Linked DNA regions of Homo sapiens: region 1 is linked to region 2. A link is a loop called in an ENCODE intact Hi-C map of the cell type or tissue named here. Cell type or tissue: mammary epithelial cell. All regions are shown on one strand. Each heading gives the region's core, and the rest is flanking DNA. Links, peaks and the distances in the headings are about the cores only.

Region 1 (12,045 bases), core at 2,102-10,101, 460 kb before region 2:
TGGGTTTGTTATCACCAGAGTGAATTCCTTATAAAAAGAGGAGTCTGGGTTTCTCTTGCATTCTCTCTGTCTCTCATCCTCTCTTGTCCTCCCACCTTCTGCCATGGGATAACATAACAAGAAGGCCCTTGCCAGTTGCCAGCTCTTTGATCTTGAACGTCCCAGCCTCTAAAACTGTGAGAAATAAATGTATATCCAGTATAAATTAAACAATCTCAGATATTCTTTTATAGCTGCACAAAAATGACTAAGACACTGGATGTGATTTGATGTCTGTCATTAATTTTGGGAAAATTTGTAGTCATTATTCAAATATTTCTTCTGTTCTCTATTCTTCTGGTTTTCCAAAACATGTATGTTATACTTTTTCATATTGTCCCACAGTTCTTGGACATTCCATTCAGGTTTTCTTGTTTTATTTTTTCATTATTTTTTCTCTTTGTATTTCAATGTGGAAGTTTCAGTTAACATATCTGCAGGCTCACTGATTTTGTCCAGTCCACTGACATTCCTCATTTCTGTTACGGTGTTATTTTTTAAATTTCTAGCACTTCCCTTTATTGCTTCTTAGAGTTTCCATCTCTCTGCATACATTATGCATCTGTTCTTGCATGTAATCTACTTTTTCCATGAGAGCCCTTAACATATTAATCATAGTTATTCTCAGTTCCAAAATCTGTGACACCTAGCTGAGTCTGGTCTGATGCTTGCTTTGTTTTTTCTCTTGCCTTAAAACATAGTATGCCATGTGATTTTTGTGTAGAAATAGGTGCATTATTTATCAGGTAAGAGGAACTGAGATAAGTAAGCAGAGGTTTTGTGTTAATCTGGCTAGGAGTTGGACTGCGTTTAAATTTGTTGCTATAGGTGTTGGAGGCTATAGGTGTTGCTATAGGTGTTGCTATAGGTGTTGCTATAGGTGTTGCTATAGGTGTTGCTATAGGTGTTGCTATAGCTGTTAATTTATTCTAGTGTCCTAGTTTTTGTCTCCCATGTTGTCTTTGTGTTTCTCTAAAAACTCCTTAAATGGAATCGTTACCTTGCAACTCCTTCAGCTGTAATCCATTGTTATTATACGGCAATCACAGCTCCTTCAGCTGTCATTCATCGTTATTATACTGGAGCCATGTTGATGTGGTGGTAAGGTACACAAGGGAAATACAAATCATTCTATAATTCTATTATTAAAGCTCAGGCATGGCCGGGTGCGGTGGCTCACGCCTGTAATTCCAGCACTTTGGGAGGCTGAAGCGGGCAGATCACGAGGTCAAGAGATCGAGACCATCCTGGCCAACATGGTGAAACCCCGTCTCTACTAAAAATACAAAAATTAGCCGGACATGGTGGCAGGCGCCTATAGTCCCAGCTACTAGCGGGGCTGAGGCAGGAGAATCGCTTGAACCCGGGAGGCAGAGGTTGCAGTGAGCCAAGATCACGCCACTGCACTCCAGCCTGGCAACAGAGTGAGACTCTGTCTCAAAAATAATAATGATAATAATAATCATAATAATTAAAAAAATAAATAAAGCTCAGGCTTGTATCTCTGGACTGTGACTTTTTTCATCCTTAGGTGAGACAGAAAGGCTAGTGGGGCTGAATTTGGGTAACTTCCCCAGGTCAGATAAGGCTCTGATAACGTTTTTGCCCTGCTGACTAGGCCTTTGTTATAGAGAATACTGTGACATATTTTCGAATGGTTAATTTTCCTCTTACACTACCAGAAACAAGTGTTCCTTCCTGATTCTTTATAGTAAGAATCTGGTTGGGTTCCTAGAAGTAAAACCCACTAAGACTCCAACCCCCAGGAGTTTCTCACTCTTTTTTTTTTTTTTTTTTTTTGAGATGGAGTCTCACTCTGTTGCCCAGGCTGGAGTACAGTGGCATGATCTCGACTCAGTGCAACCTCTGCCTCCTAGTTTCAAGCGATTCTCCTGCCTCAGCCTCCAGAGTAGCTGGGATTACAGGCGCCCACCACCACGCCTGGCTAATTTTTAAAAATTTTTTTAGTAGAGATGGGGTTTCACCATGTTGGCCAGGCTGGTCTCGAACTCCTGACCTCAAGTGATCTGCCACCTCAGCCTCCGAAAGTGCTGGGATTACAGGCGTGAGCCACCGCAGGAGTTTCTCACTCTTATGCTGGTCCACACCCAGCCTTTAGCCATTCATCAGTTACCATGTAAGTATTCCTGCCAGTGTATGACTGCTCCAGGTAAACTGACCTCATCTGTGATTCTCCTTATTCTCCTGTCTCTCTGGATTTTGAGGTGATGCTTTGCCCTGCAACCTCAACTCTCTCATGGGTCCAAGAAAAATTATTAAAGTCATTGATTTTCAGTTTTTCAGCTTTCTTACTGAAAGGACGTGAGTGACAAATTCTAAGCTCTTTGCATGTCAGAAATGAAACTGGAATGTATTTTTTTCAAATATATATGTAATTATATATAATTAGTCTCTTCTAATTGGAATAAATGTCATAATGCTAATGCTTTTCGGTCACCATTATAGTAATCCTAAACCTAAAATACCTTGTCAAGAGTTTGATGTGATTTCTAATTTTTTCTCTATGTTTATGTGTTTCTGTATCTATATATATTAATATATATACATACACATATATAGATATGTGTATATATATCTATAGAGCTATGTGTGCACATATATACATATCTGTATGTGTGTGTGTATAAATCCACGTATACATTTTTTACATGGGTGTGATGTGTGTATAATGCTATGCTGTAACTTCTTTTTCCATTTAATATTCTCTATACTGTCTTTTCCTTTAAAAGCTAAATTTAGGGTGGGTGCAGTGGCTCATGCCCATAATCCCAGCACTTTGGGAGGCCAAGGCAGGTGGATCACTGGGGCCAGAAGTTTGAGACCAACCTGGCCAACATTGTGAAACCCCGTCTGTACTAGAAATTCAAAAAAAAATTAGCCAGGTGCAGTGGTGCGTGCCTGTAATCCCAGCTACTCATGAGGCTGAGGCAGGAGACTCACTTGAACCCAGGAAATGGAGGTTGCGGTGAGCCGAGATTGCGCCACTGCACTCCAGCCTGCGCTACAGAGCAAGACTTCCTCCAAAAAAAGATTTAAAAAAAAAAAAAAAGTAAGAAAATTAGCACGGTATGGTGCGCACCTGTTATCCCAGCTACTCAGGAGGCTGAGGCAGAAGAATTGGTGGAAGTTGCAGTGAGCCGAGATCACACCACTGCACTCCAGCCTGGGTGACAAAGCGAGACTCCGTCTCGAAAAAAATAAAAATAAAAATAAAAATAAAATAAAATAAAATAAAGGCTGGGCATGGTGGCTCACACCTATAACTCCAGCACTTTGGCTTTGGGAGGCTGAGACGGCCAGATTGCCTGAGTTCAGGAGATCGTGACCAGCCTGGGCAACACGGTGAAAGCCCTGTCTCTACCAAAATACAAAAAAATTAGCTGAGTGTGGTGGTGGGCGCCTGTAGTCCCAGCTAGTCGGGAGGCTGAGGCAGGAGAATTGCTTGAACCCTGAGAGGTGAAGGTTGCAGTGAGCCGAGATTGCACCACTGCACTCCAGCCTGGGTGACAGAGAGAGACTCCGTCTCCAAAAAAAATTAATTAATTAAATAAAATCTAGATTTATTTCAAATGAAGTTTACATTCAAGTGACAAAACTATTTTTCCTCAGTAATCTTGAAATTTCATCTATTCGTAATTACTAATTTTCTTCAATAAATATTGATGTCTCTTTGAATCTATAAATAAAATTTTGTATGGCCGGGCGTGGTGGCTCATGCCTGTAATCCCAGCACTTTGGAAGGCCGAGGCAGGAGGATCACTTGAAGTCAGGAGTTTGAGACCAGCCTGGCCAACATGGTGAAACTCCGTCTTCACTAAAAATACAAAAATTAGCTGGGCACGGTGGCACACGCCTGTAATCCCAGCTACTTGGGAGGCTGAGGCAGGAGAATCACTGGAACCTGGGAGGCGGAGGCTGCAGTGAGCCATGGTTGCCACCACTGCACTCCAGCCTGGGTGACAGAGCGAGACTCTGTCTCAAAAGAAAAAAAAAAATCTGTGATTCTAGGACAGGCATGGTGGTGTACACCTGTGATCTTAGCACTTTGAGAGGCCGAGGTGGGAGGATCACGTAAGGCCAGGAGTTCAAGACCTGCCTGGGCAACATGGCAAGACCCTGTCTCTAATAAATAAACAAATAAATACAAAAAAACATAAATAAGCCAGTCAGCCAGGCATGGTGGCACATGCCTGTAGTCTCACCTACTCAGGAGGCTGAGTCTGGAGGATCACTTGAGCCCAGGAGTGTAAGGCTGCAGTAAGCTATGATTGTGCCACTGCATTCCAGCCTTGGCAACAGAGTGAGACCCTGTCCTTGAAAAAAAGAGAAAATTTGTGATTCTATTTAAAACACAGGCAAATAAATCTTTAACTCATTTCCCATTAATTGCCTGAGCAAGTATTCAATTAACTTATGTCATTATTTTTCTAATTCCTCTATAAAATATTAACATATAATAAAAAAAATCTTTTGAAGGTTCAAGAGATGTTTTTGTTTTTGTTTTTGTTTTTGAGACAGAGTCTCTCTCAGTCTCCCAGGTTGGAGTGCAGTGGCATGATCTTGGCTCACTGCAACCTCCGCCTCCCGTATTTAAGTGATTCTCATGCCTCAGCCTCTCGAGTAGCTGGGAGTACAGGCCCCCACCACCATGCTAAAAATTAGCCATGCCCAGCTAATTTTTGTATTTTTAGCAGTGACAGGGTTTCAACATGTTGGCCAGACTGGTCTCGAACTCCTGATCTCTGGTGATCTGCCGCCTCAGGCTCCTAAAGTGCTGGGATTACAGGTGTGAGCCACTGCACCTAGCCAACAGATGTTTTAAAATACATTTTCTGGGGGCCGGGCGCGGTGGCTCATGCCTGTAATCCCAGCACTTTGGGAGACCAAGGCTGGCGGATCACCTGAGGTCAGGAGTTCGAGACCAGCCTGACCAACATGGAGAAACCCTGTCTCTGCTAAAAATGCAAAATTAGCCAGGCGTGGTGGTGCATGCCTGTAAACCCAGCTACTTGGGAGGCTGAGGCAGGAGAATCACTGGAACCCGGGAGGCGGAGGTTGCAGTGAACCGAGATCGCACCATTGCACTCTAGCCTGGGCAACAAGAGCGAAACTCCGTCTCAAAAAAAAAAAATTCATTTTTTTGGTAGCTACACTTTCAGACATATTTCTGATTCAAGATGGCAGACTAGGCCACGCGCGGTGGCTCACACCTGCAATCTCAGCACTTTGGGAGGCCAAGGCAGGTAGATCACCAGAGGTCAGGACTTCAAGACCAGCCTGGCCAGCATGGCGAAACCCTGTCTCTACTAAAAATGCAAAAATTAGCTGGGCGCAGTGGTGTGTTCCTGTAACCCCAGCTATATTGGAGGCTGAGGCAGGAGAATTGCTTGAACCCAGGAGGCAGAGGTTGCAGTGAGCTGAGATCACGCCACTGCACTCCAGCCTGGAGACAGAGCGAGACTCCATCTCAAAAAGAAAAAGTTGGCAGACTAAACACACGCCTCCATCTTCTTTCCTTCCCAAGGTCTCAATGAATTATGGAATTATAGGAAAGAGCCAGCAGGTGGAATCCTATCCATGGAGAAAAAGAAGAGGAAGTTGCACTTAGCCCAACACATGGTATGTAATAAAGGAAATCCTGGCAACTGGCAAACCCACGGTCAACAAAAAGAGCAGGGCTGTGCCAGGAAGCCATCTTTAGGGTAATTCATTAAGGAAGCATGCTTGGAATTACAGGGACTATCAGCTCCCTCCTATTCTCCTCTTCCACCATGATTCATTCAATGAATATTTGTTGAGCACATTGCAAAGCACTAGGCACTGTTTTGAGTGTTTTGCCCTCAGGATAAAGCGCATGAACAGTTTTCTAAAGCAAGTGGACAGGCAGCCCAAGGAGGGCACCCAGTGAAGTGCTTCATCCCCAGGTGAAGGAGAGCAGAGCTTGCGCTGCCTTTAGAACTCCATAGAAGACGTGGGTGGGGAGCAGGACAGGCAGCTCTGCCTAGGAAAGAAACACACGAAACCTGTTCCATTGGAAATACAACCCTCCTGAATTTAGCAATCGTGGGGTTCCCCAGACTGCTCACCCACACATCTTTTATTTAGTGAAGTATGCCCTGCCACTTACATGGAAGCTACCAGCTCTCCCCTCAGGGAGAGGCCTGCCGGAAAACAGATCACTGATACAGAAACACACACGCCCACCTCAGCCCAGACTAACCAATGGAGGGCTTTGTTCCTACCTATGAGTGAATGTCAGAGCTCGCTAAACAGGAGGAAAGGCCACAGAAGCATGGAGGAAAAGGACCGGGTAGGCCTGGTGGCTCACTTTGGGAGGCTGAGGCAGGTGGAGCTCTTGAGCCCAGGAGTTCAAGACCAGCCTGGCCAACAGGGTGAAACCTTGTCTCTACTAAAAATACAAAAAAAAAAAAAAAAAAAATTAGGCAAGTATGGTGGCGCATGTCTGTGGTCCCAGCTACTCGGGTGGCTGAGGTGGGAGAATCATCTGAGCCTCGGAAGTCCAGGCTGCTGTGAGCTGTGTTCACACCACTGCACTTCAGCCTGAGCAACAGAAGTGAGACCTGTCTCAAAAAAAAAAACAACCACAAAACAAAACAAAAACAATAATAAAGGACCAAGATGAACTAACTGAATAACAGACCCCCATCAGAAATAGCAATACCTCTGAAAGCAAGAGAATTTCAAATTGTCCTAATCAGTGTATACGGTATACTATGGCAGAATGCAAATGCGCTATGCCATGTATTAGTGTTAAGATACATGGCATAGTGCAAAAAGTCTTCAGTGAAAGGACATTAATCAGATAACTGAATGAGTGATTGCCAAAATACTGTAAAGGATTGGGAAAATGATCAAGGGGATTAGCTGTGAACCAAGTAATTGGGAGGACACAGTAGAGGAAGTCTCTCAGAACATAAATCATAAAGACAGCAGATGGAAGATATCTTAAGGTAAAGAAGGAGAGAACAGAGACAAGAGAGTGGGAAAATAAATAACAAAAGAAAATTTCCCCTAACTCAGGCAAAAATAACCCACCAAGTATCAAACAGGGCTAATTAAAAACATCTACATATTCTAGTGAGATTTCAGAAATCCAAAAGTCTTCAGTAGTGGGAGTTGAAAAACCATGTCACTTGCAAAGTATCCAAATTCAGACTGCTTTCAGATTTCTCATCACCAAGTGCTGGAAGGAATTGGAAAAACATCTTCAAAGATGGAGGAGAAAAGCGTTAGACCTAAAATGCTATACTTAACTAAGGCATCCATCAAATGTGAAGATAAAATAAAGATATTTTCAGACATAAAGATATTCAAAAAAGCCTAATCCTTCATGAGAAATTTTTTGAGGGGATTTTCCGAAAAAAAAAAAAAAATCTAAACAAATCCCAGAAAGGAAGATGACATGGGAGTAGCAACTAGAAATTGAAGTATAGGGCCGGGCACAGTGGTTCACATCTGTAATCCCAACATTTTGGGAGGCTGAGGCGGGAGTATCGCTTGAGCCCAGGAGTTTGAGACCAACCTGGACAACATAGGCACAGTGGCACATGTCTGTAGTCCCAGTTACTTTGGAGGCTGAGGTGGGAGGATCCTTGAGCCCAGGAGGTCAAGGCTGCAGTGGGCCGAGATCATGCCACTGCAATCCTCCAGCCTGAGTAACAGAGCCAGACCCTTGTGTTAGTCTGTTCTTACGCTGCTATAAAGAACTGCCCAAGACTGGGTAATTGATAGAGGAAAGAAGTTTAATTGACTCACAGTTCCACATGGCTGGGGAGGCCCAGGAAACTTACAGTCATGGCAGAAGGGGAAGCAAACACGTCTTTCTTCACATGATGGCAGGAAGGAGAAGTGCCAAGCAAAAGAGGGAAAAGCCCCTTATAAAACCATCAGATCAGCCGGGCATGGTGGCTCACACCTATGGTCCCGCCACTTTGGGAGGCCGAGGTGAGTGGATCATGTGAGGTCAGGAGTTTGAGACCAGACTGACCAACATGGTGAAACCTCATCTCTACTAAAAATACAAAAAAAATTAGCCGGACATGGTGGCGTATGCCTGTAATCCCAGCTACTTGGGAGGCTGAGGCAGGAGAATTGCTTGAACCCAGGAGGCAGAGGTTGCAGTGAGCTGAGATCACGCCACTGCACTCCAGCCTGGGCAACAGAGCTAGATCTGTCTCAAAAAAAAAAAAAAAAATCAGCTCTTGTGAAAACTCACTCGCTGTCATGAGAACTGCAGCATGGGGGTAACCACAACCATTATTCAATTACCTCCTACCGGTTCCCTCCCACGACACGTGAGGATTATAGGAACTACAATTTAAAATTAGATTTGGGTGGGGACACAGCCAAACCCTATCAACCTTGTCTCAGGGAAAAAAAAAAAGAAAAGGCTGGGTTCGGTCGCTCACACCTGTAATCCCAGCACTTTGGGAGGCTGAGATGGGCAGATCACCTGAGGTCAGGAGTTTGAGACCAGCCTGGCCAATGCCATCTCTACTAAAAATACAAAAACTAGCCAGGCGTGGTGGCACGCACCTGTAATCCCAGCTACTCGGGAGGATGAGGCAGGAGAATCACTTCAACCCAGGAGGCAGAGGTTGCAGTGGGCCGAGATCACGCACTGCGCTCCAGCCTGGGTGACAGAGTGAAATTCTGTCTCAAAAAAAAAAAAGAAAAGAGTAATTAAAGTACAGTAAAATATGATTAATGATGGAAATAAAAAATATGTTAGATATTGGTATTAGGAAGGTTCTCCTTTGATTGGCCAACTATTCATGAACTAAGGTTTTGTGAATCAGGATGTCAAAAAAATATAAACTAGGGTTATATATGTATATTTTAATTGGTTCCAGTACACTAGTTCTATAATAATAATGTTTGCATATTCACAGTTTTTATGATATTTCTTTGGTTTTCCTCTTTTAGGATTTATTCATTCATTCAACAAATGTTTGTTCAGCACCTATTGCATGCTAGGAACTGTTCTTGGGAATGGGAATACTCAATGAACACAGCAAAACCTCCCTCATGGACTTACTTTCTAGTGAGGAAACTATGATAACATTTAAATATTCTGGGGAAACACTGTTTCCCTAAATGTACACAACACTCCTGACATCAAATGTGTGGGTTTTTTCCTGCACCGACCAATCTCTGACCAGCTGGCTGTCCTCCAATGTAATGCAATTCTGACTCTATCCACCTGTAGTTTTTGTTGTTGTTGTTGTTGTTGTTGTTGTTGTTGTTGTTGTTGTTTGAGACAGAGTCTCACTCTGTTGCCAGGCTGGAGTGCAGTAGCACAATCTTGGCTCGCTGCAACCTCCACCTCCTGGGTTTAAGTGATTCTCCTACCTCAGCCTCCTGAGTAGGTGGGACTACAGGTGCCCACGACCACACCCAGCTAATTTTTGTATTTTTGGTAGAGACAGGGTTTCACTATGTTGGCCAGGATGGTCTCAATCTCTTGACCTCGTGATCCACCCGCCTCGGCCTCCCAAAGTGCTGGGATTACAGGCGTGAGCCACTGCACCTGGCCTATTCACCTGTAGTTAATGTCAGAACCCACAAATTAAAGAGTTCAGTCTCACAAAACTGCCCCGATTTCAGATGCTAATGGCAAGTCCAGACCTCCCACACTTCTGACCAACTTGCTACACATCACAGCTTCCTATGACATCCATGGGTTTGACAATTTGCTAGAATGGCTTGCAGAACTCAGGGAAACACTTTACTTACATTTACCAGTTTATTATAAAAGGTGCAGCTCAGAAACAGCTGACTATAGAAATGCATAGGGCAAGACTCGAGGGGAAGGTGTTCCATGGCCCCTCCGGGCAGAACACCTTCCCAGCACCTCAATATGTTCACCAGCTCAGAAGCTTTCAGAATTCAATACTTTTGGGGTTTCATGGAGCATGATTGATTAAATCATTGGCTCCTCTCCTTTGGGCATGGGGTGGGGCGTGCTGAAAGTTTCAGCCTTTAAGTCACATAACTGGTTCCCCTGGCAGCCAGCCCACATCCTGGGATTATTTAGGGGCTGTCCAAAGTCACTTCATTCACTTAAATTCAGGTGTAGTTGAAAGGGGCTTCTTATGAATTACCAAAGACACTCTTTTTACCTCTTTTCACTAAGGAAATTCTTTTTTTTTTTTTTTTTTTGAGACTGAGTCTCGCTCTGTCGCCCAGGCTGGAGTGCAGTGGCACTATCTCGGCTCACTGCAAGCTCTGACTCCCGGGTTCATGCCATTCTCCTGCCTCAGCCTCCCAAGTAGCTGGGACTACAGGCGCCCACCACCACGCCCGGCTCATTTTTTTTTGTTTATATTTTTAATAGAGACGGGGTTTCAAAGTGTTAGCCAGGATGGTCTCGATCTCCTGACCTCATGATTCACACGCCTTGGCCTCCCAAAGTGCTGGGATTACAGACGTGAGCCACTGCACCTGGCCCACCAAGGAAATTTTATAGGTTTTAGGAGTGCTGTGCCAGGAATGTGTGATGAAGACCAATTTAAAAAAATTATTATTATTGGGCCAGGCGCGGTGGCTCATGCCTGTAATCCCAGCACTTTGGGAGGCCGAGGTGGGCAGATCACGAGGTCAGGAGATCAAGACCATCCTGGCTAACATGTTGAAACCCTGTCTCTACTAAAAATACAAAAAAATTAGCCGGGCATGGTGGTGGGCACCCGTAGTCCCAGCTACTTGGGAGGCTGAGGCAGGAGCGTGAAACGGGGAGACATAGCTCGCAGTGAGCTGAGATCATGCCACTGCACTCCAGCCTGGGCGACAGAGCACGACTCCATCTCAAAAATATATATATTTATTATTATTATTATTATTATTATTATTTTTGGTGTGGGTTTTTTTGTGTGTGTGGTGGAGTCTTTCTCAGTCGCCCAGGCACAGTCGCCCAGGCTGGAGTGCAGTGGCACGATCTTGGTTCACTGCAACCTCTGCCTCCCGGGTTCAAGCAATTCTCCTGCCTCAGCCTCCCAAGTAGCTGGGACTACAGGTGAGGGACACCATGCCCAGCTAATTTTTTTTTTTTTTTGAGACGGAGTCTCACTCTGTTGCCCAAGCTGGAGTGTGGTGGCTCGATCTCGGCTCACTGCAACCTCTACCTCCCAGGTTCAAGCGATTCTTCTGTCTTGGCCTCCCGAGTAGCTGGGACTACGGGCATGGGGCGCCACCACGCCAGGCTAGTTTTTGTATTTTCAGTAGAGACGAGTGTCACCATATTGGCCAGGCTGGTCTCAAACTCCTGACCTCGTGATCCGCCTGCCTCAGGCTCCCAAAGTGCTGGGATTACAGGCATAAGCCACCGCTCCCAGCCTTTTTTTTTTTTTTTTGAGATGGAGTCTCGCACCATAGCCCTGGCTGGAGTACAATGGTGCGATCTCTGCTCACTGCAACCTCCGCCTTCCAGGTTCATATGATTCTCCTGCTTCAGCCTCCTGGGTAACTGGGATTACAGGCACACACCACCACACCCAGCTAATTTTTCGTATTTTTAGTAGAGACAGGGTTTCACTATGTTGGCCAGACTGGTCTCGAACTCCTGACCTTGTGATCTGCCCGCCTTGGCCTCCCAAAGTGTTGGGATTACAGGCCTGAGCCACTGCACCCAGGTAATTTTTGTATTTTTTGTAGAGACGGGATTTGGCCATGTTGGCCAGGCTGGTCTCGAATTCCTGGCCTCAAGTGATCTGCCCGCCTTGGTCTGCCAAAGTGCTGGGATTGCAGGCATGAGCCACCATGCCTGGCCGAATTTTTTTAAATTATAATTAATTGTATCATGAATATATAATATTAAATCTTGATAAATGCTATAAAGAAAATTAAACAGTAAGGGAATGAATGGGGTGGAGAGGAAGAGTTGCCTTTTTAGATAACTTTCTCAGGAAGATGGCGTCTGAGCTGAGATCTAAATTAAGAGTAAGCCATGAAGAGCAAATGGAAAGG
Region 2 (12,045 bases), core at 2,554-10,553:
TAAAGATTTTCTTTTAAAACGACAGATTCTTCAGTGAGGTGTAAACATTTTATAGAACAATTATCAAAGCTATATTGGACTTAAATATTGGTCATGAATGTATGCACACCCCATAGGTAGCTGCCCTCCTTGGGCAGCTTTTGACTCCTATGCCAAATTTTAAAATAAAGGCCGTGGCCAGGCGTGGTGGCTCATGCCTGTAATCCCAACACTTCAGGAGTCCAAAGCGGGCGGATCGCGAGGTCAGGAGATCGAGACCGTCCTGGCTAACACGGTGAAACCCTGTCTCTACTAAAAATACAAAAAAAAAAAATTAGCCGGGCGTGGTTGCAGGCGCCTGTAGTTCCAGCTCCTTTGGGAGGCTGAGGCAGGAGAAGGATCTGAACCCGGGAGGCAGACCTTGCAGTGAGCCAAGATCGCGCCACTGCACTCCAGCCTGGGCAAGAGCGAGACTCCATCTCAAAAAAATAAAATAAAGGCCATATGTTTAATCACATTCCCCAAAAGGAGAACTTCATAAGGCACTAATGAGTAATGTTTATTTTACGAATGATTTTACGGGAAAAATTACAGAGGATGTTTAAATTGCAAAAATACTCCTCCCCTTTTTTCTCCTCCACCGCCCCCCAAAAAAAATCCTTTGCAGTTATCACCTAAGCTTTTTGGGTGTGTGATTTAAAAAAAAAAAAAAAAAACCACAAGACCTACCTTAACAATTTAAGTATGCAGTATTGTTTCTTCTCAGCTGCCCAGTCTTTGTAATTCTTATTTCTTATGCAGAACAATTTAGCATTTGACCCTACTATCACCAAAAAAAAAAAAAAAAGAAAAAAATATATAGCAGTTGAGGGCAGTATACAAGCTTAGTAAGTATATTCTGGTACTTGCTTAGGAAGTAGGAAATGTGATCAGATTCTGTTCTCTACCATATGACACTGATTTGCAAGGCCCCGGGTACAGGACTACTGGTAAAAAGAACCCTGTAACTTCCTGTCACAGAGGGACACAGCAATATATATAAAACAGCATCTGCCGTAAATCTTTGGGGAACGTCTTACTAGATTTAACCAGCTAATTTTACTAGGTATTTAGGAAAGTGTGACTGCAGTTCAGGGTCTTTGTTTTTTCTTTTAAGACAGGGTCTGGCTTTGTTGCTCAGGCTGGAGTGCAGTGGCATGATCAAGGCTCATTGCAGCCTCAGCATCCCTGGGCTGCAGCGATTCTTCCACCTCGGCCACCCAAAACTGGGATTATGGGTGTGAGCCACCACACCTGGCCTCTTATATCTTGATTAAGGTCCTGTCTGGGCCTACAAAGGTTCAATTTGCTTAACCCCAGCACTTTCCCTCAACATGGAGGTCCTTAGTCAACATTAACCAAGGTAATAAAGAGTTGAAAGTTTTAATCATAAGTAGGTGGAGGAGCATTTAAACTGGTTTAATAAACTTGAAATATGAATACCTTAAATATTCGAATAACAAAGCACTGGTGAAACAGGTTTTTCTATGGAAAGACCACAATTTTCTATCCAGCACATTTCATTTGACTGGGTTCCTTTGTTTCTGTAATAAATAGGACTTTGAGAATTCCAAATCAAATTTGCACTTTTGCACAAAAGGTTCACTTGGTGACTCTCATGCCTCCATAAGTGTGTTCCATCTGATTCTGCACAACCTACTGCCTTCAGGGTATCCTGGGACCAGCCAAAGAGATGATTCCAACCAGTGGAATCATCATTAAACTAGTGGTTCTTAAAATATGGACACTGAGTCAACCTGCATCAGAATTACTGTAGATTCTGGACAAATGTACGAAGTCAACATCAAATCAGTGCTACATTTTGAAAAGGTAACTGTAATAAAAAGATTTTTTTGAGATACTGAAATTGCAGTGAAGACAATGTTCCCACCTTTTTAAAATGGTGTAATATTAGGTTCATTTATGGAATGTTTTATGAAGCAGATTTGTATTTTAACAAGCCTTTTAGGAATGCAGATATTATAGGGGATAACATGAATGGTGGTAAAGAGGGGGGCATATTTGAGCAATGATTTTTCAAGAGCTATGAATTTACAGTGCAATCCTAGCAGGAAAAGAGAGGGAGAAAAGAACATCTATTTTGAGCTGCAGACATAATTGCATCACAGCTGAGATTTCATAGTCCCCGTCCTCTCTATTCCTGTTGAATTACATGATTAAAGGTAACTATATATATATGAATATATGAAGATGTTTAATTGTTGCAGGTTGGAGAATTTGGGCCAGGGAGAATTCACTTGGCCAATGAGTTAAAAATGAGAAAAGGATTAGCAGTCATCAAAATTTCTAAGTAGTTAATTATCTGCATGGTGGGTTCAGTATAAACAAACATGGTACTCTCAAATGACTGTTGATGGGCTATTAAATTACATTAGTATCCTGTGAACCCTGGTCATAGCTGGAAAGGAGAATCTTTTGAGAAATGGAAAAACCAGGTTATTTGTACATAAGGAATATGTCTTTTAAACACCCCCAAAGTATAGATTAAGACGTGATTGATGAAAAGTCTCCATTTTCTAATGATGGTTTTATGAAACCAAAGTATTTACAACTAAGAACCAACCATCTGATCGCCAGTAGAGAGTGGAAAATAGGAAAGGGTAACGTCTCAGTATGGTATCTGGAGTAGTCTGGCTAGGACCATAAACTTCATTTTGTTTACAAGTTCCCAGAAAATAAGCCTGAATGAGCTTAGAGCTTAATACTTCCAGTGATGGTTCTCTCTTCCCTCAAGTATACAGATTAACTATTTTTGTGCCGTGGGCCTTTTGACAGCCCCCAAAAGCCCGTGGATCCCATCTCAGAATGTTTTACATGTGTATTACATAATGCTCACACATTCTAAATTTTATCTACCGACTCCTAGTTAGAAATCCCTTGCAAGGGGTGTTAGGGTTCTGAGAGAAGGCTGGTAAGTAATGAGGCTTTTAACTTATTTCAGTATCCTGTTCAGGTCGGGAATATGTTGTGTTCTAATTACTCTAGTTTCCAGCTCAATTGGTGTTGGAGAAACTAGCCCACTTATAAGTGGCTCAAATGAAAACCCACGGGGAGGCATTTTTCTTTAATAAGCAACCCTAAGCCCCCTTTGAAGTCAGTCTGACTAATCAAAAGAAAGAGGTTATATATCCCAGTTTTGACCTTTTGTGAAAATAGCCCTTTTACTGTATGTGATATATTATTGGCATCTCATTCTGCACAGTCCAAATGATGTAGACAAAATAGTGATTGGTATATAACTATGGACACCGAAGATCCACTGCAAGGCCTGCCGATCACTTTACACAGAAGGAGCCCCTTTCCTGAGGTCCGCTTGCTCGCTCGGGGTGGGGTGGTACTTTGCCCTAGTAAACTACCAAGCAGTCCGAACGTTCGCTCCTCTGGAAGACCGAGTTGTGGGCGGCTGCGCTGCGGGGGCAAACTCGCCGCATGCCCGCTGGCCAGAGCGAGTCGGGGCCTGGCGTTAGGGCAATCCAGACTGGCCGGCATGGTACAGGGCGTATCCCTAGCCGCCTTCTGTGTCATATGGGGCGCCGCCCTCCAGCCTAGGAGAGGCGGCCGCTAGGAGGGGCAGAAGGGCCTTGTCTGCCCCGGTCTGAATACCCCAGGCGGGGTCGGAAAGCGGGTCACAGAAGAGCCCAGTAAACTGCAGGGGTGCAGCTCGTCTCCAGGAACCGGCAACCCCCAGGGCCGCACAAGCCGGTAACAACCCATAATCCGATCCTGTCTTCGGGATCAGAAGAGAGGACAGCTGGCCCGCGCGCCAGCTCAGTTCCTCCTCCGCATTCTTCAGGAGGAGCCCCAGAAACGCACTTCCGCCGCGCGGGCCTGCCTCCACGCAGGGCGCGTCCTAGGCCGGTTCATTTCCGCCCAGCGCTTTCTGTGGCTAGGGGAGTCAGGGGTTTCCTTTTCCCTTATTCGGGCTCTTATGTTACCCCCGTTTTCCGTTGAACCCTTTTCTCCCCTCTTGCCCTCCAAAAAAGCAGTCTGCTGCCGCTCCCGACTTTTCTCGCTGAGACACCGTCAGCTCACTCCGAGCCCAGCACAGCGGCCATCTTCGGTAAATTCTGGCAGCAGCCCGCCTGTTCATTGTCCTGTGTGCCCAGAGGAAAGAACTACTCATTTTTCGTGATCAAGCTAGGGGAGGCAGGAGCAATAATGGCCCTGCTATAGGACTGGCTTTTATTTGAATTCCAACTCTTCTGCCACCTTAACCAGCTGTATCCAGATTTTAAAAGTTAATCTATCCGAGCCTCTTATTAAATATTAGGTTGATGAGATGATGCATGCAAAGCGCTTAGAACAGTACTAGGCATAAAGCGTCCGACATAAAGGTTAAGTAAAAGTAAGGAAAAGCTATGGGGATGTATTGAGTATCTCTTTGCCCAATGACGTATTAGTCGTATTAAATATGGAAAGTGCCTTTGATTCGCCGTGCCCATGGGAGAAGGCATAGGAATGGCCTTTTCCCACCTGTAATCAGAGAGCAGGTGTTTCAAGAACGCCTCAATATGTTTGCGATCTCTCACGCAGCCTTTCAGGCTCCTAATTCCTACGAAGTTTCCGCTTTTATTCAAATTGGCTCACTCCTTTTTGCAGGGCTTTGTACTGAATGAGTATTCTTTTAAGGGTGGTGGACAAGCAAAGGTTTGGTAGCATCACATTTTTAATTTCACAGGGAAAATGGGTATGAAACATCTTCCCAAGTACATCTTAGACTGCCAGCTGACAGCAAGCCATAATGCTCCCCAGCTCTTGGGCCCTACACCCCCTCTCCCCCATCCCCGCTTTAGTTCTTTGTCATTGCTCATGGACAGCTGGTTTGGGGACCAGGTGCAGATGATGGGAGGTGTCTGAAAAACAGCAAGTGAGAAATGCTAGTTTTGTTGTTTTAAGTTGCACTGATGACTCCAGTAGTTATCTGTGCTGCTTGTGATAATTTATAAGGCAATGATAACGAATTAAACATACAAAAGATTATTATCTTCCACAGGAAAAAAAAACTGCAAACTTGTGACACCATTTATGATCCACTTAGTCTTGAGATACTGAGTAATAGAACTTTCTCCTTTTAGGCTGAGTTATGAACTTCGGTTTGGTTTCTTTCTGCAATCCCTGCAGGGCCATAAATTCTTGGCCCTTAAGACTGGGTGGCCCATAACAGACTCAGTGATACCATCAGTAACCACAATTCACACTGGAGTCAAGTTATCTGATTCCCACACCAGTTGGAGAACTGGAGATTCCTTAGAACTTTTAACTGTCATGTTTTCAAAGTTGACATGGAAAATTTTACATGAAGCTTAAAAATACAACTAATCTGTGGTGATAGAGACGAGAAGAGTTAAGCTCTAAAATTAGAAGAGCAGTTCGTTTTGAGGCAGCACTGATTGGGAGGGAGCATGGAGTATATAATTACACATTTCTATGTAATGTAAAAATGTATAGATTTAAGATTTATGCATTTTATGTAAATTTTACTACAATAAAACGAAAATGAAAGAAGACAGATCATAGTTTAATCAAATATTGTGTACAAAGTAATTTCTGTTAAACATTTATATTTTTATGTGTATATGTATCTTTTACATGTATGTGTTAAGGATATGCATTAAAATGGTAATAACTTCCTCTGCCTGTTGGGATAATGGAGAGTTTTGTTACTTTTTGTCTTTTTTTAAAACATGTTCTTCAATAATAATGTATTGCTTTTGTAATTATGAAAAACAAAAGTTATTTTGTAAATCTTTGTTACTGATAAGAGATGGGTATTCTGTTAACTACTCAATTCTCATGTAGGAAAACAAAATAAATAATGTCTATTTGATAAATCGAGAAACAGAAGCATTACTTAGAAATCTGAGTTACCTCTAAAATAATGACTGGCATTTGAAGTTGAGGATGGGTCTTGAGTTCCTGTGATTTTAAGCTCTTGGATATGAGGGTTGGGTGAGTTCCTCTTTTTCTCTTTTAAAATATATGTATGTTTAACTTTGCTAAATAAAATTTAAAAGATGCAATGTATCTCAGTGCAATTTTTAAAAATTTATTTTCATCCAGGTTACTCTACCCTTTCCCTTTGTCATTCAGCAGGCAGAACAAGGAAAAATTAAACTTCTAACTGAAAGGAACTTTGAATAGCAATCAATATCAAATTAGAGACAAAATATAAATATTGCTCAATATAAAATGAGGGTTTTTCTTAATTGAGGGGACAGAAATACAGCTTCTCAGTTATCATAAATTGCATCTTTTTTGGGGAGGGCCTTTTTGGCTTGCATCCATTACCAATTATATATCTTTCACTACTGTGGGAACTGCATTATGGAAACAGCTAAAGCTTGTGTATTTAGCGCCCTCTAGTGCATTATCTTATAACTGATAATACTCCAAACAGCTAGAAAAAATGTAAATCTCAGTCCACCTCCCCTCTTTGCACCTACATGTTTCCTAGCCATGAGACATTAGGCTGTGACCTCACAGTAGTTCTTTAATCTCTAGGCTTCAATTTTCTCATTTGTAAAATGAGGACGATAATAAATACTAGATAGGGTCCTGAGAACTAACTGAATGGTCTATGCTTGTGACATGAATGCCTGGCACATAGTAGAAGCTCGATTAGTGCTAGCTACTCTAACATATAAATAGATCGAGTCAGTACTAACATGATTAAAGACAAGTAATCTTGACTCAGATGTCAGAATCTGCTAGTAGGAAAGTGGAAAATGTTAAAGAGGAACCAAAAAATAAAGAATGAAGGCCTGGGTTTGATACTCATCTTTGGTTCCCTTTTGAGTCAATTGATGCCAATTCTGAAGTCTGGGAACATGTTAAATTCCTTTGCATCCTTCACAGTGCATATAATTGCACACTGTCAACAAATATTTGTGTTAATATTCAAGCTAAATGGTTAGCAAACAAGATGAAGAATGACAGAAAATAATAATTAGTATAAAAATTTGTATTTGGATTCAACTTTCTGTTATTTGAGGCAGAAGCCAAATGCCATTTTTTGGATTGTAGCTTCGGAACAGGCTGTGGACAAGATTTGTGTTACCCGTGTGCAAATGAGCAGCATAATTATACTGTGTGTTTCATATGTTCGCTATGTGACTTTTGTGACTCATTACTGACAACGACAATAGTAGGTTCTAGAATCCTGCCGTCATCCATTCTCACCCATTTTCAGCATTGCATAGGCTATACAGCTAAAATTTACTTCCTCAGACACATTCCAAGAGATACCTTCTCTCCACATAGTCTACATGACCATCTATAGTTCTTTTCCTGCACTGACAGACATAGACTTTGGTACTTAATACCAGTACTTCTTGGGCTCTCCAAGAACCCAGTTGCTTGAGGAAAGCATTGGGTGCTTCTCACCCTGAGTCCCTGGAATCTTTGGTTGGGCCTGTATATAATAAATGTCCCCATTGCTTATTTTTCTTGTGTGCTTTATATTAGACATGTCACAGTGTTGTCTCTCCTTCCCTTCCATTGCCTCAGTGCTAAACCAGACCAATTTTCTCATGAAAGGTACATGATACAGGTAACCATGCATTGTGCCTCTATTAATGCTTATACATTATGCTAAGCATTTTACATCCACTACTTCTTTCACAACCACATCCAGTAATAGAGTATTCCCATTTTCCAGAGGGGAGAATTGCCCTAGTTCACACAGATAAATGGCAGAGCCAGACTTCCAACCCAAGTCTGCCTCTAGAATCTGTGGATTCAACACTGCATCAGAAACTCCAAAGGGAAAATTTTGAGTTGTCTGTCTCCAGAAATTCCTGCAAGGAAAATCATGAAGCTCCCTTTAGGCACTAAGCCATAAGTTCTGAGGCTTCATCCTTTTCAAGAAAACCCACCTACCTAGCCCTGATAATTATTAGAACTGCGATGACTCACATTTACTTGGCACCTCACAGTTTTCAAAGGTTGGCCCATGGGGTATCTCATTTTATTTTCCAGAAAATCTTTTGCGTTCATCATCAACTGAGTGTCCAAGCTGGTGAAGCAAGTTCTTTTCTGGCAGAAGATTGCAGCTCCTATTATTTACCCCCCAGGGGATAAACTGCAAATCCCAGGCCTTACAGCTGGGAACACAGAGCTAGCTGTGCAAGCATATAAAAAACCTTGACAAAGCAGGAGGGGGGTTCACATACTGGCTATCCTCATTACAGTGCATTGGGCAAGGAGCTCTCCCACTGGAAGCTGTATCACAGAACCACAGGCACTGCCTTGGCGGGCAAAACCACATTCAGCAGTTCTTCAATCAGCCAGGGCCTTCCCTGCCCGTGTGCTCATTCATTTATGCTACGCATGTGGTCTCTTATAATTGCTTTTCCTCTCCTTAACTCTCTTTTCATACCCCAGCCCCTACCCCCAACTCCCTCTTGTCCTTAAAAGCTTCTTCCTGCTTTACACCTTAACCTCTTTGTAGGATCCCAGTAAATGCCAAGGCTTGTGGGGGTGGAAGATTATAAATCAAAGCCACAGACACAGACATGGGGGAGGAGCCACCCAGGGGGTGGAAGGGCCACAACTTCAAAACAAATGAGCCTCTTTCATCCCAGTGGGATTTTTGTTTTTTAAGGTCTGCAGTTCCGGTGGGGCATTAAATCAGAAGCTATGGTTTCTGGGATTTATAGGAAGAACAACAACTAGAGAGTTGTCCATATGTGTTCCCTGAGTTTCAGCAAAACTTGGGGGCCTAGAGAAGTCCTGTTATTTTTAAAAAAGTGTCGTTTCTCCGTTAACAAAATAGGTTTCACATTTTAAAAGCAGCTTAAAGCATAGCATCAACCATTCTTCCTCCACAATTGAGAAGTTCCATTAAATGATAGAAGGGGTCAGATTTGAGATATCTGACTAAATATTATTTAAGAAAAGTTAAATTTTGTCAGTTCTCAATTATCTGTGCTAGTGGAGGGGATCCAGGGACAGAATTCCACTGGGACTTTAATTCACTTGTTGATTTGCATTTGGCATTATGAGGCATTTTAGTAATGAACACTTTAATATGGGTGTGCCTGCAGTTCTGGAAATTTACAACTGTTTATAGCAAATAACAAAGCTACTCAGTGAAGATGCTGACAGGGCTGGAATGCTGTCAAATGACTTTTCCAGCCTCTGGACCAACTCTGTTTACTGAGGCCTGGAAACAAAATAGGCTTTGGCTTCAGACAGGAACGTTTAAATCCTTAGACTCACATTATCAAGTAGTTTAGGAAAAAAAAAAAAATCCTGATGCTGCTGTGTAATTTTTCAGATTCTTCATTTGAAAAATGGGAAAAAGAAGTAATATCACGTACCTTGACCATGGTATCAGAGAATGACCTCAGAAGTTGTGAGGGAATTCTCAGACAAAACTTTGAAATATAATCCAGGATTCAATCAGGTATTATTTTAATCTTTAAGTAGTCTTGATGGGTTGCAAACTTTCATGAATAGAGGAGAGCTGCTAAGTACTTGGGTTAAGAGGGCTTGAGACCAACTCCGGTATAAATTGTGACATTCTGTCTATATAGTATAAAGGACGCTCAGCATAACCCAAGAAGGTCACAGACCAGAATCACTGGCTGAAACCTCTGGCAGTGACCAACCTCAACTCAAAAGGTAAGTATATTTTGTGTTCCTAAGAATCCAGAAAGTTCAAAATTTCTATTAAGAAGTTGCTGCTGGCCAGGCACAGGGGCTAACACCTATAATCCCATCTCTACAAAAAATACAAAGAAGCCAGGCATAGTGACAGGCACCTATAGTCCCAGCTACTGGGGAGGCTGAGGCAGGAGGACTGCTTGATCCCAGGAGGCAGAGGTTGCAGTGAACCAAGATTGTGCCACTGCACTCCAGGCCCAGAGCAAGACCCTGCCTTTAAAAAAAGAAAGAAAAAAAAAGTTACTGCTTGCTAGAAGACCTGAGACCTTCCCATAGCCACATGAATGGGTATGGAAGTAAATTTGCCTCCAGGAGAGCCTTCAGATGAAAAGGTGGAAGCCCAACACCTTGATTACAGCCTTGTGAGAGAACCTAAATTAAAGGCACCTAGCTAAGCTGTACCCGAGATTCCTGACCCAAAGAAATTGTGAGATAATAAATGTTGTTTAAAGCTGCTTTTAAAAAAAGAAGTTTCTGCTCTACGGTTTATCTTCAGTCAACTTATTCTGTGTGTTAATACGTGAGCCATTATAACTCTCAATACATTTGAATTTGCACTAAGTGGCAGATGTGGCCTTGAGTTCTCCACACTGCCCAAGAAGCCAGATGGCAAGAAGGCTCATTTAGGCAGCCCTCCTACACAAAACTCTGCACCACATGCACAAATTCTGAATTGTGTCTGTAGGAGGAGGGGGTGGTTAGAATCGGGCAGAAAGAGCCAGAAACCAAGTGCCCAAGCATTCATGATCTGCTGAAAATACCAAGTGAATTTCTGCAGTTTCCTTACCATCCATATTATATAACATGCCCTGGATTAAGGACTCATTCTTCATCACTGAGGTAGAATTGGGTCCTTGTGCCCATAAACAAAAGAAAGCTTGGCTAATGCAATTGTACATTCTTTCCAAAGAACACATTTGTTTTCAGATGAGGAAGTCAGAGCACTGTTGTGCTAAATGTTTAGATCTGGTATTACTTAGGATAGGGGTTGGACAACTGTAACAAACAGATGCCAAAATTGAGTAGCAGTTCAGTAATGTCAGGGGCCTGCTTTCCTTCTCTTGGTGCTGCCACCCTCAATACATGGCTTCTATTTCACTGTTTAAGATAGCTGCTCCAGCTCCCACCCTCACATCTGTGTTCCAGCAGAAAGGGAGAAAATGAAGACACTGTCCTCACTTTTAAGGATAACAATCTGGGCCAGGCACGGTGGTTCATGCCTATAATCCCAGCACTTTGGGAGGCTGAGGTGGGCAGATCGCTTGAGTTCAGGAGTTTGAGACCAGCCTGGGCAACAGGGTGAAACCCTGTCTCTACAAAAATAACCCAGGTGTGGTGGTGTGCGCCTGTAGTCCCAGCTACATGGGGGGCTAAGGCAGTAGAATTGCTTGAGCCTAGGAGACTGAGGCTGCAGTGAGCCATGTTCTTGTCACCGCACTCCAGCCTGGGTGACAAAGTGAGACCATGTCTCAAAAAAAAAAAAAAAAAAGAATCTGGATGTTGCATACATCACTTTTACTCCCATCTATGACCATATCTGGCTGCAAGGGAGGCTTGGAAACTGGATGACTCTGTATTCAGCTAAAAATTCCATTATATAAGAAGAAAAGTACAGATTGGAAGATAAACTAGCACTTTCTGCCAGGATTCCCTTCCTGTGGCTTACCCCTCCAAACATACCTGATTAATATTCAAACTGCTGGGCGAAAAGCCTATTTAATTCCCTATGTAAAGAACATGTTGAAAACTAGAGGCTTGTCCAGGTGCGGTGGCCCACACCCGTCTCTACTAAAAACACAAAAACTAGCTGGACGTGGTGGTGGGCACCTGTAATCCCAGCTACTCAGGAGAATTGCTTTAACCTGGGAGGCGGAGGTTGCAGTGAGCTGAGATTGTGCCACTGCACTCCAGCCTGGGTGACACAGCAAGACCCTGTCTCAAAAAAAGAAAAAAAAAAACTAGAGGCTGTTTTGCACCCTCTATTTTTTTGGGTAGCACAGGTAGTACATGTTTATTCTTGAGGGGAAAACAAAATACAAATCAGTAAGAACTTAAGAATTAACATCATGAGACTCTATACCCAGTGATAATAATGGTAGGATTTTGATGTCTTTCCTGATAGACTTTCCTGAAACAAATGTAGACATATATAACATACAATCTCATGGTGCCGATTTACATTATATAATGTCAATCACCACCATCGTGATGATAAATGGCCAGTACTATTGTGTATGTCAGGTGGGGAGAGGACTTTAAACCTAACCTGTCATACAATTGAAAGAAAATAGAAATTGGGAGAATTGGATTTCACTTCTACCTCTTCACTGACCAACTGAC

Evidence for each region. Hi-C counts contacts between places; a loop is a spot of excess contacts. Peaks named below come from ENCODE experiments on the same cell type or tissue, not always from the same donor. Only the 100,000 strongest peaks of a DNase experiment are listed, where the experiment ranks them.
Region 1: it touches region 2 in a loop (4-fold over the local background); 17 of 110 quality-filtered maps call a loop at or near these places.

Annotation. Positions count from the first base shown.
Region 1 is chr7:105,433,398-105,445,442 of GRCh38, reverse strand. No RefSeq gene overlaps it. Among named protein-coding and RNA genes, the nearest start is that of SRPK2, 50 kb to the right of the region's middle. In mammary epithelial cell, for the core only: a CTCF peak has its summit at 5,607 (motif pointing right); a DNase peak (open chromatin) is centred at 6,152; H3K4me3 peaks cover 204 bases; H3K27ac peaks cover 1,912 bases.
Region 2 is chr7:104,975,761-104,987,805 of GRCh38, reverse strand. LINC01004 (long intergenic non-protein coding RNA 1004) reads left to right here. Exons shown (of 1, transcript NR_039981.2): 1 at 1-6,059. Among named protein-coding and RNA genes, the nearest start is that of LINC01004, 9.4 kb to the left of the region's middle. RefSeq lists enhancers at 1-298, 299-800, 3,592-3,891, 4,192-4,281. In mammary epithelial cell, for the core only: CTCF peaks have their summits at 3,601 and 6,397 (motif pointing left); DNase peaks (open chromatin) are centred at 3,585 and 3,715; H3K4me3 peaks cover 1,746 bases; H3K27ac peaks cover 6,150 bases.